Linked DNA regions of Homo sapiens: regions 2, 3 and 4 are each linked to region 1. Evidence: chromatin contacts called from ENCODE Hi-C or POLR2A ChIA-PET data. All regions are on one chromosome and are shown on one strand. The core of a region is the stretch at or near the end of the contact, and the rest is flanking DNA. Distances in the headings are between cores, read along the strand shown.

Region 1 (3,468 bases), core at 698-3,197:
TTGCCAAATGACTGCCGGAGAGTGTCCAGGCGCACGGTGGCCCAGGCTTGTCCAGGGCCCTCCTTGTGCACCTACTGTGTGCTGGGGCAGGGGTCACAGCAGATCTGGGTCCCACCCTCTTGAGGCTCCCAGTCCAGCGCGGGATCAACTGGGAGTAGCCGTCGGGGGTCAGTGCTGCATGGGAGGCCAGCGTGGGGGATGCAGGAGCCCCTTGAAGGGCTCCTGGCACAGCCTCAGTCACGGGGGTAGGGAGCCAAGGAAGGCTTCCTGGAGAAGCAGTGTGGGAACAGCCGAGACCTGACCGAGGCTCAGCATTAGCCTGGTGAGCCAGGTGAGGGCAGGGCTCGCCCGGAGAGGGAGCCGCGTGCCAGAGCCTCAGGCTCAGCTCCTGCCGCCTCCTCGGAGCAGAGCACACAGTGCTGGGGTGCTGATCCCCCGCTGCGCTGCCTGGCCCAGGTACTTGTTCCTGTTTGACAAGGTGGTCATCGTCTGCAAGCGGAAGGGCTACAGCTACGAGCTCAAGGAGATCATCGAGCTGCTGTTCCACAAGATGACCGACGACCCCATGAACAACAAGGACGTCAAGAAGGTGGGGCCTTCCGGGTCCCCCCTGCTACCCAGGAACGTGGGGGTGGCCTGGAGAGAGGCACTGGGTTCCAGACCCCAGGGGAAGGGGACTCGAAGTCAGCCGCTGATGCTGGCCGGGTGGGTTGGGGTGGGCGTCTCCGCTCTGCAGGAAGGCTCCTCTCTGAGTCACTGCCTCGCCGTCGTGACCACTGCTCATAGCAGGCCTGCTCCTCGCCGGGCCCAGCGCCCCCCAGAAAGGTGGGCAAGACCAGAATCCCACTCCCCAGTGAGGCGACTGAGGCAGAGGGGAGAGGCCACCCCAAGGCCTCTAGTGAGGGTGGGACTTTCAACCTTGGCTTTCCATCTGGCCAGCCTGACTCTAGCCCATGTTGTCCCTTGTAGCAAGCAGGCTTTCCTCTCCCGTCCCACCCTGCGGTGCTTGGAGGAGGGCTGTGGGTAGGTCTGGCTGTGGCTTGTCCGAGACTCTACATGTAGCTGGCTGGGGCCTGTGGCTGCTGGGGTGGGGCCAGGGCTGCAGGGGTGGGGCCTGTGGCTGCTGGGGCGGGGCCAGGACTGCAGAGGTGGGCCTGTGGCTGCCAGCGGGTGGGGCCAGGGCTACAGGGACGGGGCCGAAGCTGCTGTGGGGCAGGACCATGGCTATAGGGCTATTGCTGGCTGGCTGTCTGGTTCAGTCCTGCTTCAGCTGAGGCTTCTGCCCATGGCACTTGAGCAGCTACCGTGTGCAGCCCTGGTGGGGTGGGGGGCGGGGGTCAGGAGCCCTTGTTCTGAAAGTCCAGTCCCTGGCCTCCAGGGCTGGCAGTGTAGCCCTCGTCCAGACCCAGCAAGTGCAGACTGGATGAGCTGTTGAGGGTGACCCTCCCTGCCCTCATGCCCAAAACAAGTAACTGGGGCCCATGAGGCAGTCCTGCCACCAGCACCCAACACTCTGGGAAGAAATTCCTTTCCCCACTGATCACCCCACCCCCAGCCTGGGCACTGGGGGGTGTTCCACCTGCCAGGGCTCCTGGCGCCTCCACACTGCGGCACCCACCACAGGGCCGGGCTTAGCCTCTCACTGACCGTCTTCCCCTTCCTCTCCTCTCCATGCTTCCTAGTCTCACGGGAAAATGGTAAGCACCTAGCGCCCAGGTCCTCCCACCTGCCTCAATCATCCCAGCCTGGTGCTGGCACTTCTGCCCGGAGCCAGGGGACCCAGGGGCCTGAGGGGCTGGGCTCAGGGTTTTCTTGGTCCTTCGTCCTCCACTCCCTTTCCCGATGATGAAATGATTTGTATTCATGATGAAAGGCTTGCCCGCTAAGACAGTGTGAAAGGAAAACTCCGTGATCCTCAGTCCCTGGAGCTCGGGGTCAGAGGCTGGGGTTTCTTGGTCTCTCTTCAGCTCTCCATCATCCTTTTTGTTTTTCTGTGTTCTCTCCCTCCTCCCTCCCTCTTTCTCCCCTTTTCCTCTCTCTTTCCTTGTTTCTTTCCTCCTCCCATCCCCGCTCCACGCTTCCCCTCTCCATCCCTCCCTTCGTTCCTCTTTCCCGCCATCTTTTCTAACCCAGTAGGCTCCTATTTGCCAAACTCTTTTTTCTGGACCACTTTGAAAGCCCTTTGTCCGAGAGCTCGGAGAGATGGCGAGGCCTGTGGGGTGGCCGAAGGGGAGGCAGGGAAGGGGGCAGTTGTGGGTTGCTCAGTCGGGGATGGCTTCACGGGGGGTGCCCCAGGCCCATGGCTGTTCCCTGCCTTTTTGTTGTTACTGTTCTACTTCAGAGAAGTGAGGTTTTTTTAGCATCACATTTAGGAAGTGAAAGTGGGTGGTCAGGCCTCGTGGAGGGGCCCTGGGTGGGGCCCTGCGCTCATCCTTCCTGGGATCCTGCCCCCGCTTAACATGCATCTACATATGCACTCGGTGGAGCATCCTCGCACATGGGCGCAGGCAGGAGTGCAGACCTGCCCAGGCATGTGTGTGTGCACCCACAGGAGAGCACCCACAGGAGAGCACACACAGGAGAGCACCCACAGGAGAGCTCACACAGCATGGGTGCATGTGCATCATACGTGTTAGTACATGTGTGTACCTGCAGGGACAGATACAAGTGTGTGTGTGCACATGCTCACAGGAGCACTGGGCACACTCATGCACAGGTGCACACGCATAGACACGCGTGCAGGCACAGATGCACACCCATGCACGCAGGAGCACACTAGTATGCATGCAGAGGTGAAGGCACAAGCGCATATGTATTCTCACGTGAGGGTATGGGCACACAGCTATACATGCATGCATACAGAGGCACGTGTGCACGTACAGCATGGGCAAGAGAGCAGGTACACACGTGAGAACATGTGTTCACACAGGCACAGGCACCTGTGCACATATGCATATACACACGTGCACATGCTGCACAGGCGAGAGTACACGTGGACATGTGCCAGGATGTCTGAAGCCGTGTCTATTGCAAGCATGGCCCCTCTCCCCCCTGCAGTGGTCCTACGGCTTCTACCTAATTCACCTTCAAGGAAAGCAGGGCTTCCAGTTTTTCTGCAAAACAGAAGATATGAAGAGGAAGTGGATGGAGCAGTTTGAGATGGCCATGTGAGTTCCAGGGCGGCAGCCCCCAGGTCCCTGGCAGATGAGTTGTATGGGGGGTGGAAGCCCAGGTGGATTGTGTCTGTGGTTCCTCTCAGACCAGGGGCGGTGGGAGGCAAAGTTGGAACGTCAGGGACACAGACAACCTCCATCACCCCTGGGACGCCAGCCTCAAGCAGTGACATCCTCTTTAACAATCAGTCCAGAGTGAGAGGGCTCTCCCTCTGCCACAGCCTGTCCCAGGCAGGCTCCGCTGTCCTGCTGGAATGAGCCATCCCACCCTTGAGGCTGAGCCTGGCACGCCCGG
Region 2 (3,133 bases), core at 105-2,604, 250 kb after region 1:
TCCCGATCCCCGGAGAGAAGATGGAATTGGGGGAGGGGCAGGGCAGGAGGAGGTGCAGTTTGTGCCAGCATGTCAGCAGTCCAGGGCCACAAGGCTGACTTCCTCCCAACAGCCAGCACCCTTGGCTCAAAACACCTGCCAGGGGTCAAAGCAAGCCCATTGGAAGGGACTGTCCAGCCTCCAGGCCCTCAGCTCTCCCCACCCCCTCCTCAGCGTCGACCCTGCCCTGTGGAAGGGAAGACCAGAGATCCACCATGACCTCTGTCCAGGCCTTGCTCAGGTGCTGAGGGTCACTTGCCAGCGAGTTAGAGAAGGGATTTCAGAAACCACGCAGCCTGCACTCATAACCTGGAGCCCAGAGAGGGGAGCCAACCTGCTCAAAGCCACACAGCAAGGTAGCACACTAGCAAACTCAGGGACTCGACCCCCACGCCTGGCCAATTCCAGGGGAAGAAGGCATGGAGGTCACCCCTCACCCCTGCCAGGCCAGAGGCCAACTCGGGCTCTGCCCCTCCCTCCTCAGCAGCCTCCATCCAACTTGAAGAGTTTCCTTGCAGGCCCGGCACCTGCAGATTTTCAGGGGCCACTCCAAGGACACCACTGCAGCCCGGACGACGCAGCAGTGCACCCTGGAGTGGGGAGCCTGAGTCTGACCTCCCCTGCCCCCGCCGCCTGCCCCCCACCTCCCTCCCCTGCAGACCTCCATCTGCACTCTCAGCCTCACACCCACAGGAGCCCCCTCCACTGTGCCATTGGCTAACGGGTGCCCCAGCCTCTGCCTGCCGGCTGAAGACAGGTGCCAGCCGGCCTCACACTTGCTTTTTTCATTAAGGCTTCCAGACACCACTGGCTTCTGGCCAGGCCTCGCTCACGGGGATCCATCCCTCCCTGGGGTCCAAAAGCAGCGGCTGGCGGCAGCAGAGAGGTCTGCCGTGCACACAGAGCTCCGGGCGCACAAGGCTAGGTGCTGGGAGGCCACCCTGCCCCGTGCTCTGCGGCCCGACCCCTCCCCACAAGCCTCCCCACGTTATGTAACGGCTCCAGAGGGCGCGGGGTGCTCCTACCCCCAGCCCCACTCTGAGCAGTGGGCTGGCCTGGTGGACGCTGCAACGTGAGGGGGACGGGGACGAGGTGGCCTACCTGGCTTCGGGTCAGCAGGTTGTCCTCCCAGAGAAAGGGGCGAGCGCTGCGGAGGGCAGACGGCGCCAGGTGCGCTGTGCGTGCGGGGGCGGCGTGAGTGCAGAGGCTGCGGCCCGGCCTCCCTCTCCCCTTCCCCTCCTCCCCCGCGCCGCCTCCCTCTCCCACTTCAAAGAGCATCCAAGAGAGGGGGTTCCCGGGAGGGGCGCAGCCCAGTGGCGGCTCTGCGCCGGCGGCCGCCTTTATAGCTGTCAGGCAGACGGGGAGGAACACTCACACTTCCCACCAGGCCGCTCCCCCGCCCGCGCCGGCCGGCCTGGCGCACACTTTAACCCGCTCTGCGCCTCTGGAGCCCGGCCAGGCCGGCCCAGCTGCCTGTTGGCTGCTGCCGGCGGCGGCGGCCCAGGAGCGGCGAGCAGGGAGGCCTTCTTCCCGGGTCCAGAACTGGGGGCCACATGTCGGGTGTCCAGACGGAGCAGCCGCTGGCCTGAGGTTACCGGGGAGGCTGGCGGTGGCAAAGCCCCAGCCCCGCCTGTCCGGCTTCTGCCTCCAGAGCGGGCCCTGTCCCTGGGGCTCCTGAGAATGGGGTCTGGGATGTATGAGGTGTCCCGTCTGATGGCTCCGTTGTACGGAGGGAAAGGCTGAACTTCCGGGACGACCGTGCCCCAGGTCACGAGCCTCAGAAAGCTCCCGAGATGCAGGGGCCTAAGCAGGTGGAGGGACGCAGGGAGACCCAGCGAGAATGAACCAAGGGCTCCAGGGAGGAGACAGATGTGCCCGTGGCCTGCTGACCAGATGGCTAGAGCAGCCAGGGCCAGGGCAGAGAGGCTCAGGGATTCTGCAGATGTCCAGCACCAACTTGGCAGCCCCTGGCAGGCCAGGCCTGGAGCTCAAGCCTCTGTTCCTGCTGAGTCAGGGCACAGAGGGGAGCGAGAGTGGGTGGAGCAGCAGAGCCCCCCTGGGAAACTCCCGGCGGGCCCCAGACTTTGTGAGGCTTTCCTAAAGCAAGGCTGGGCACCTAGCCTCTGCACACCAGCTTCCCCAGAGCCCATCCTCGGCAAACAGAGGCACCTCCAAAAAGGGGAGGAGGAGGAAGCTGGGGCACCATTCCATCAGGTCATCTGTGTCTTTTCATCCATGCCCCTGCCTCCATGCAGCAGATGTCCTGGGCCCACAGCAGTGCCGGGAAGACACTTCTCCTTCCCTCTGTCCTCCCTGCTGGAAGAAACTTGTGAGTTCCTTCAGCTGCCTTCATGAGAAAGTTCTGCCCTGTGTCTGACCACCCACCAGAAAGGCTGGGAAGGAAAGCCACCAGTAATAGTAGTGAAAGCGATAATACCGTCTGCCCTCTGTCCAGCTTGTCCTACGGGCCCAGAGCTGTGAGGCCAGATCCACCTTTATGATCTGCATTTCACAGGTGGAAGAACTGAGGTTCGGGGACCAAGTCACCTCTCCAGTAGGCAAGGCTGGGATGCCAGCGCTCCTGAGTGTCGGGTTCTCTCCTCTGCCGGGTTGTTTAAGTTTCTCTCCCCGGGACCCTCGGGCAGGCAAGTCTTATTCATCTCATTCTCCTGCTGGGGCAACTGGGATGCAAGGTGGCTGCTCCTAGTCACAGGGCCACCTGCGGTGTGGAACCAGGACTAACCCTAACCCTAACCCAGGCCCACACTGCCCCCTGGGGTCGCTGTGCTGAATCACAGACATGGTGGCACCTGTCACCCAGCACACACACACACACACACACACACACACACACAGGCACACACACACCCAGTCCCTCTCACATGACCGGATTACACTCGCTCTGGGTGCCTCTGCCATCCCCTTCCTCTCTCTTCTGGTGACCGCCAGGCCTCGCACCCCTTGGCACAGTCCCCGAGCTCTCCTGGCGTTTGTGGCCTCACATCCAGCCAGCGCCAGGGTGACTAACGGTTTCCCTTGGGAGGGACCCCACAGCCGACCAACACAAACACCCCCAGTGTCTTCTCTTGGCTCA
Region 3 (3,528 bases), core at 1,028-3,527, 190 kb before region 1:
CCCGGGCTTTCCCCTTCCGGGTCGCACAGTTTGTTGCATTTACTGTTCCATTTGTATCTAAAGCCTTTGGCAGGGGCTGGTCCAACAGCAAGTGCTCAGTAAGAGCAAAGCTTTCTCCCAGGCCCTCTTCGTGCCAGGAAGCGGGCTGAGCGCCTCCATGACCCCCACCCCCGCCCTTGGGGCAGTCTAGAGGGGGCTTTGCTCTCAGCCCCATTTTCCTGACAGAGGCCGGGCTCCTCGTGTCTGGAATGACACTGCCAGAAAGAGATCCTTGGAAATGCTTGGAAACACGATGAGTGGCCCGCAGGGGCGGCAGTGGGGACCACACTCGCTTGGCCACACATAGCATCTTCTTGGTGGCCGTGTCCCTCGAGCTCAACCTCCTTGTCTGAAATGGGATGACGGTGGCCACCTTGCAGACTCTTGGAAAGATTTGGTGCAAAAAGTGTGTGTCTGGCGCCCAGCGCAGTTTCTACCCCACAGCAGGGCCCACTGAGCCTCAGGACTCGGCACCCTCACCCCGAGCCCGGCGGCTCACTCCCAGTGAAGGGCACCGGCCCTCACCCGCCGCCTGCCCTCCCTCAGCATCAGAGCAGAGTGCAGCGGGCGGCCTGAGGGAGTGGCTCTCTTCCTGAGACTGCCGCCTCACTACCCACCTCTCTTCCCCTCCCCTCTCGCCGCCAAGTGGAAGGTGAAGCCCTGGGCGCGCTGCTGGGCGCACCTGGACACTGCACGGGTATAGTGGGGGGTGTGGTCGTGGTCACTAGTGCCTGTCTGCAGAAGGAGGCATTCTGGGGCAAGCAGAATCAGGTGAGCCAGATGGTCCTACAACACCTAAGTCTGAGATGGGGAAGGGAGCTGTTAATACTCACATGAGGACCATGAGTGAGGAAAACCTGCTGGCAACACGGGACGCTGAAGAAGGGGCCTCACCCCGTCTCCTGCTTCTCCCCAGGGCCTCCTGGGTTTGACTGGGCGAAGATGGGGCACGTGCAGGCTTTGCTGTTGGCAGGGTCAACAGCAAGCTGTGCTAGTCCTCAGCAAATGAGGTATTTAGATCCCTGGGGGCAGGGTGATGGCGGAGAGCTTCCCGGAGGAGGTGGTACTTGAGATGCCCTGAAAAGTAGATGGCTTTTGGTAGCTAAGGGTTGGAGACAGGTGGTTGTTCTACAGAGAGGGCTCTGTGTGGCCACAGACTGGAGGCGCTGCCACAGTGCTTCATCCTGGATCATTGCTGGAAGGGGTGTTGCAGTTTTTGAAATCTGCGTTCCAGCAGCAGTTGGGGCAGAGGAAGCTGCATGCCACCAGCTCTGATGAGTAGAGACATAAGGCAGCGGCTGCCGCTCACTGCAGAGCTCGACCTGGCTGGCACTGGGCCACCTGCTTGGTGTTCTTCCCTCTGCCTTGCAGGGGATGGTGTTTCCCTGCAGCAGATGATGAGTCTGAGACCCAGGGAGATGCGTGATAGAAGGTTCCAGAGAGGTGGCCATGCCCCATGGCTGGTCGGGCAGCTGGGTGATGATCAGCCTCTGCGGTGTCAGGGTCGGGGGCAGCACCCCAGTGCCCTGGGGAAAGATCTTGTTGCCAGGGCCCCTCTGCCCTGACACATGCCCTTTCTCTATTCTGGGTGGGTTTGTTTCAGGACCGCCCAGCACTGGCACCTCCCCTGGTCCTTGGAAGACTCTGGGCAGCACCAGGTGGGGGCGGCTCTGCCCTGGTTAATGGATGAAGGAGGGACAGGTGACGGGCCAGTCTGAGGTCATGCAGCTGTGTGGGGGTTGAGGCCTCGTGCCAGCCCGTGCAGGTCTCTTGCCTCTGGAGCGCCATTCACTTCCCCCCTCCACCGGCAAAATGGCCCCTTGGGTTGGTGGGAGGTTGGGAGACAGAGAACCAGGTGCCTGAGTCCAGAGATGGCCCCAGGGCTGACCAGCTCTGCCCTCTGGCCACATGGCTTCCGGTCCTGGGCCTCCTGCTCCCGGGTGGCTGGTGGCCCAGCCTGTTCTCCACCCTACTCTGTGTGTCGCGCACTGGCTCGTGGCATTGAGCCGCAGAGGCAGAAACCCTGTGCTTGGTGTTGCTGGCTTTCTGGAGGGGGCACAGAATAAGGATGAATGGAGAGAGGAAGATGGCACTTTCAGATGAGAGAGAGAAGGCAGGCAGAAGGCAGGGCTGCCTTCAGGTGACGCCGGCAGGCTCCCTGATGAGGTGACAGGGCGGTGGGGTGCGCAGCTGGCGCCGCCTTCCCCTCACCACTAGCACCTGTGCTCCCCGAATGCCGTTTCAGCTGAGTGAGTTCAGCTGGGGCCTGTTGGGGAGCTCGGGGCCCTGGCAAAGTCAGCAGGCTGACAGCAGGAGGTCCTCGTGGGCCAGAGGTCAGTGGTGGGGCTCTGGGACATGGCCGGAGGCGGGGCCGGGCCCGGATTAGTGCCTGGCTGCCTGTCCTGCCGGCGGCCGTGGCTCCGGGCTCTGTGTCTCTGCTGCAGGAAGTCTTCATTTGCTTGTCCTCCCTCCCTGTCAACATCCTCTGTCCGAGTTCCGGACGGCTGCGGCGTCCGCTCCTTCCTGCTGCCCTGGGAGCCGAGCCGTCCTCATGCAGCCCCTGCCTGGGGACCCATCTCCTCTGGGCCTGGCTTCGTGTGTGGTTGGGCACTGAGCGGCCGACACATTCCTAGGGTGGAGACCGCACACACAGCGTTGAGCCTCTGACAGCCGCGTTCAGATCCTGGCTCAGCACCTCGTGGCAGACCCGTGGCGCCTCTCTGGACCCTGCATTCTCCGCTGTCAAAGGGGGTATTTTAGGAGCCCCTCCCAAGGGTTGGCCGAGGACCCGGCTGTCAGCCCGGTGCCTGGCAAGTGGGAAGTGCTCGGCGGACATGTCTCCCAGCCCCTGCAGGGTGGAGCCATGAGCTCGCCTCTCCGACACCACCACCCCTGGCACGAAAGCTCTTCCGAAGCCTCAGTGCCCCTCCCCATGTGCCCACTTGACGCGGCTGGGGTGGGCGCTCCGGGACCTGCAGACCTGCTCTCACACTGGGGTCAGGAGCTGGCTGGAGGAGACCCTAAACCCAGCGAACTCCCCTGCCCTGACCCCCTCAGCTCTGATGAGCCCCCTTCTTCACCGGGGCCAGCCCCAGGCTCAGGTGCCCGGTTTTTGGTCCCCTGAAGCTTCGTGTTCTGAAGGACTCTTTGCCTGGAGCTGGGGACGCTGTTTGGCTTCTGAATCCAAAAGATAAACAAGAATGACAAATACAGGACCGTGGAGGGGACAGGACTGGGCAGTGGGAGCTTGAACTTTGGGCCAGACTGAGCGGCTGCGCCCCTGAGTTAGGTCTCCTGCTGCCTGGCAGCTGCAGGTTTTGCAATCCTGATGCTGCTGGAAACAGTGTTTCTGTTTTGTGGGGTTCATCTGTCAGTCTTTACAGAGTTTGTGTAAGGATGAAGACAAATCATTCTCACAGACCTACTCCTTGTCCCCTAGGCCAGCTTGGCCCTGAAGTCATCAGTATTTCTGTTGGTTTGTTTTGTACT
Region 4 (3,090 bases), core at 99-2,598, 230 kb after region 1:
GCAGTGACTCTTGCCTGTAATCCCAGCACTTTGGGAGGCCGAGGCGGGTGGATCACGAGGTCAGGAGATCGAGACCATCCTGGCTGACATGGTGAAACCCCGTCTCTACTAAAAATACAAAAAAAAAAAAAAATTCACCGGGTGTGGTGGCGGGCGCCTGTAGTCCCAGCTACTCAGGAGGCTGAGGCAAGAGAATGGCATGAACCTGGGAGGCAGAGCTTGCAGTGAGCCGAGATCACACCACTGCACTCCTGAGCAACAGAGTGACTCCGTCTCAAAAAAAAAAAAAAAATGGGGGTGGGTGGGGGGTTTCCCAAGACCCTGTCATCTCAGAACAAAAGTTCCCTGGAAACCTGGAAAACTGCCCCAATGGGGGCCACTCAGAGCACCCAGATCAGGATAAGTAAGTCCTTTCAGGGAACGGAGAACCCGGAAGACCAGTCCTTAATGTTCGATTCAGAAAACACTAAACTGTGCTGACCAGTTCCCCACCTACTTTCAACAGCTTTAAATTCTCCCCAAGAACAAAAAGAGATGAAAAGATCCAACCCATGCCCCTCCACCCCACCCATGGAGACGCTCCGCCATCTTTATCTAATTACATGCTCTGAGCCAGCAGGCAGCATGACTCATGCCTGACTCAAGAGAGAGCGGGCCCGGTTCAAAATAACCCTTTGGATTTTAAGCACCAAAGGTATTTCTGGAGGGGCTGCCCACACACTCTTCGCAGCAGCACGTGTGGGGCATAGCAGATGCAACTCTTGAACATAACCCTGCATATATTTGCACAACAATGCAACGCCTAGCAGGTTCCGTTCTTGGAAGTAGCACAGGGAAGCGGAACACCAAGGAAATCGCTGAAGCACCAAACCGTCGCTCTCCTCCATCTGGAAGGAAGTCACTGCCCCTCTCAGCTGTGAAAGTCAGAGCTGCTAGACTGGGGCTGGTGACGGCTGTGGAGTCACCACCAGACCACCTGTCACTCCTCAGGGTCCTTCGCCCAGATGCCCGGCCAGACACAGGCTCACGGGCTCCCCAGGCAGGAGAAGCTCTGAAGCCACCGTGTTTGTTTATAAACAAGCCAGAAAGTGCTCTGTTCTTCTCTCCCCCCAAGGCTGCGGAGAGGGACTCCGCGTCTCTGTGTCTCAGAAGCTTGTTCCCAAAGTCGGAGTCTGGTGACAGGGGCCCCTCCCTTGATTGTTTGAAGCTTTTCTGGAAAGATGAAAATAGCCTTTCCTTTCTGGGCTGCCCCTTTGATTTTGCCTTCTCTGAGCAGACACGACTTCCTGTGTTTGGACAACTCGGCCGAGACGTGGCTATTTTGGCCTGGTGGTTTCCCCCGCCGCCTCCCTCTGCCCTTTATCTCTCCACACCATCTTTGGTCCCTGTGCGGCAGCATCCTTTGATGGCAGGCCGGCCGGGGGAGCAGCGGCATCTCAGCAGTCAGGGCCTTTCTGAGTGCTGACAGCCTAGTTGATCGACCCTTGAGGCCCCTGACAGGCCCTGGAAATTCAATATATCCTGGGGCGGGGGGCTAAGAGGGGAGGGTAAGAGTCAACCAAGATGGGGCAGGAGAGACTCTTTACAAAGCGGCTTGAGGATCCGTAAGCTTGTGCCATGACCCTGGCCTAAGGATCACTGAATATTTGACCTGGTGGGCCCAAAGGGCAGCCCCTGACAAGCCCCCCAGTGAGAGATGGGGAAACTGAGGCCCAGAGGAAGACAGAGATGCTCAACTCACACAGTGTCCATGCCTTAAGCCAAATTCCACAGCGAGGCCTCGGTGCCACTCTGATAAACCTATTCTATTTGGAGGGCCGTGACTGCCGGAGAGCTGGCCTCCCTGACCCAGGCAGTGGGTCCTGAAAGGCACCCCCCACTGCTGCCACTTGGAGGCTCAGTTTTCTACTAATAGCTTCTACTTACTGGAGGCCTTACCGTGGGCCTCACACACGGAATACCAGGGAATGCCCCGGACTGCCCTGGGAGGTGAAGAGGGCCCACGCTGAAGACACAGACAGACTGGCAGCCTTGAGTAGTGCCGTTCCCACAGGCAGGCACTGTCTGGGTCCGTCCCTCCTGCCCTTTACCCAGGACCCCCTCTCAGACTCAGACACTATACCCAAAGCAAGGCCCGGCCCTCCCCGCCCGAGTCCTGAGAACCAGCCACAGGCCCCACCTACCCAAGGCTTTGAGCATGCCAAGGTAAAGGGTGAGCAGACAGCCCTGTGCCACCCCTGTGGGAAGAGGGGCAGCCAGAGGAGGCTCCGAGGCCCCACTCTGTCCACATCTGCAAAGTAGGATTCCGCCCAGAGCCTGCCAGAAGTGCTCAGGACATCCTCCCTGCACCCCGCAGCCCCAGGCACCTCGGTGGCCTCAGAAAACAGTTTGAGAAAAGCGGCAGGCATCCCCTGGGGCTCCTGGCTCACCAGGGAGGTTGGCTTTGTTGCTCTGGTCCCAGGGCTGGATGGGTGGGAGGGTGGCCCCAAACCACATCACCTCGAGAGTGAACCCTGAATCTCCCATCAAATTCAGTCCCTGAGCCCCAAGGAAGACCCACTCAGCACTCCCAGCCCAGGCCGGGTTCAGTTCATGCTTGCGTCTAAAGTCAAAGGGCTTGGGTTGGACCTCAGAAAACAAAACCAAACACCAGTGAGCCCGTGCCTGCCTCCAACCCCCACTCACTGCCTGTTTAAAGTAGCCCCCAGGCACATGTGAGTTGCTGGGAGAAACTGTGGGGACCTGCAAGGGTGGCCACCCTCTATCTGGGGGCAGGCGGGGCTTGTCACCACGGACTGTGCTCCAGTAGGGACACGACAGGTCTGGGGTCACCCTGCTCACAGCTGGCCCCTGACACAGGGAAGCTCCCAACCTCAGACTTCCCCAGGTCTAGCTGTGACTGCCCAGGCGTCCCCAGCTGTGACTGTCCAGACAACCCTGGCTGTGACTGCCCAGGTGTCCCCAGACATGGCTGCCCCCAGACATGGCTGCCCATGTAGACCCAGCTGTGGCCTTGGCTCTGGAGGCCTGGCCCCAGGTGGACTCTCTCATGGCCCTTGCCAGCTGCAATGCCAGCCTTGTTCTTCATCC

Evidence for each region. A loop is a pair of places that touch in the nucleus more often than their neighbours do. ChIA-PET counts read pairs that join two places held with the same protein, here RNA polymerase II (POLR2A). Pooled maps may share reads with other maps.
Region 2: a map of endothelial cell of umbilical vein shows a loop between it and region 1 (5-fold over the local background). The contact joins the promoter of ADAMTSL2 here to the enhancer-like site in region 1. A Hi-C loop is called at or near these places in 1 of 168 maps with a recorded cell type or tissue (endothelial cell of umbilical vein), 9 of 37 single-sample maps with no recorded cell type and 9 of 50 pooled maps. POLR2A ChIA-PET finds 5 or more read pairs at or near these places in 1 of 52 experiments (common myeloid progenitor, CD34-positive).
Region 3: a loop to region 1 is called in a pooled map, with 2.1 times the contacts of the local background. The contact joins two enhancer-like sites. A Hi-C loop is called at or near these places in 2 of 168 maps with a recorded cell type or tissue (HL-60/S4 and breast epithelium), 2 of 37 single-sample maps with no recorded cell type and 2 of 50 pooled maps. POLR2A ChIA-PET finds 5 or more read pairs at or near these places in 3 of 52 experiments (HepG2, WTC11 and activated B cell).
Region 4: a loop to region 1 is called in a pooled map, with 3 times the contacts of the local background. The contact joins two enhancer-like sites. A Hi-C loop is called at or near these places in 2 of 50 pooled maps. POLR2A ChIA-PET finds 5 or more read pairs at or near these places in 3 of 52 experiments (Caco-2, H1 and activated naive CD8-positive, alpha-beta T cell).

The regions. Positions count from the first base shown.
Region 1 is chr9:133,785,475-133,788,942 of GRCh38, reverse strand. It overlaps VAV2 (vav guanine nucleotide exchange factor 2), which reads left to right. Exons shown (of 30, transcript NM_001134398.2): 15 at 457-589; 16 at 1,683-1,697; 17 at 3,058-3,167. Among named protein-coding and RNA genes, the nearest start is that of SARDH, 49 kb to the right of the region's middle. RefSeq lists a silencer at 995-1,154 and enhancers at 1,441-1,993, 2,265-2,674. Within about 2 kb of position 1,947, at least 5 of the 41 ENCODE cell types and tissues checked have a DNase peak (open chromatin) inside an H3K27ac peak, as active enhancers do.
Region 2 is chr9:133,532,925-133,536,057 of GRCh38, reverse strand. It overlaps ADAMTSL2 (ADAMTS like 2), which reads right to left and starts at 1,354. Exons shown (of 19, transcript NM_014694.4): 1 at 1,141-1,354. RefSeq lists enhancers at 1-325, 866-1,407, 1,408-1,947, 1,948-2,489 and a silencer at 2,748-2,837.
Region 3 is chr9:133,978,525-133,982,052 of GRCh38, reverse strand. The region is part of intron 1 of VAV2 (vav guanine nucleotide exchange factor 2); the gene reads left to right. Among named protein-coding and RNA genes, the nearest start is that of VAV2, 12 kb to the left of the region's middle. RefSeq lists enhancers at 1,825-2,340, 2,294-2,343, 2,857-3,374. Within about 2 kb of position 2,277, at least 13 of the 41 ENCODE cell types and tissues checked have a DNase peak (open chromatin) inside an H3K27ac peak, as active enhancers do.
Region 4 is chr9:133,556,554-133,559,643 of GRCh38, reverse strand. All of the region lies in intron 11 of ADAMTSL2 (ADAMTS like 2), which reads right to left. Among named protein-coding and RNA genes, the nearest start is that of ADAMTSL2, 23 kb to the right of the region's middle. RefSeq lists an enhancer at 2,298-2,799. Within about 2 kb of position 1,348, at least 13 of the 41 ENCODE cell types and tissues checked have a DNase peak (open chromatin) inside an H3K27ac peak, as active enhancers do.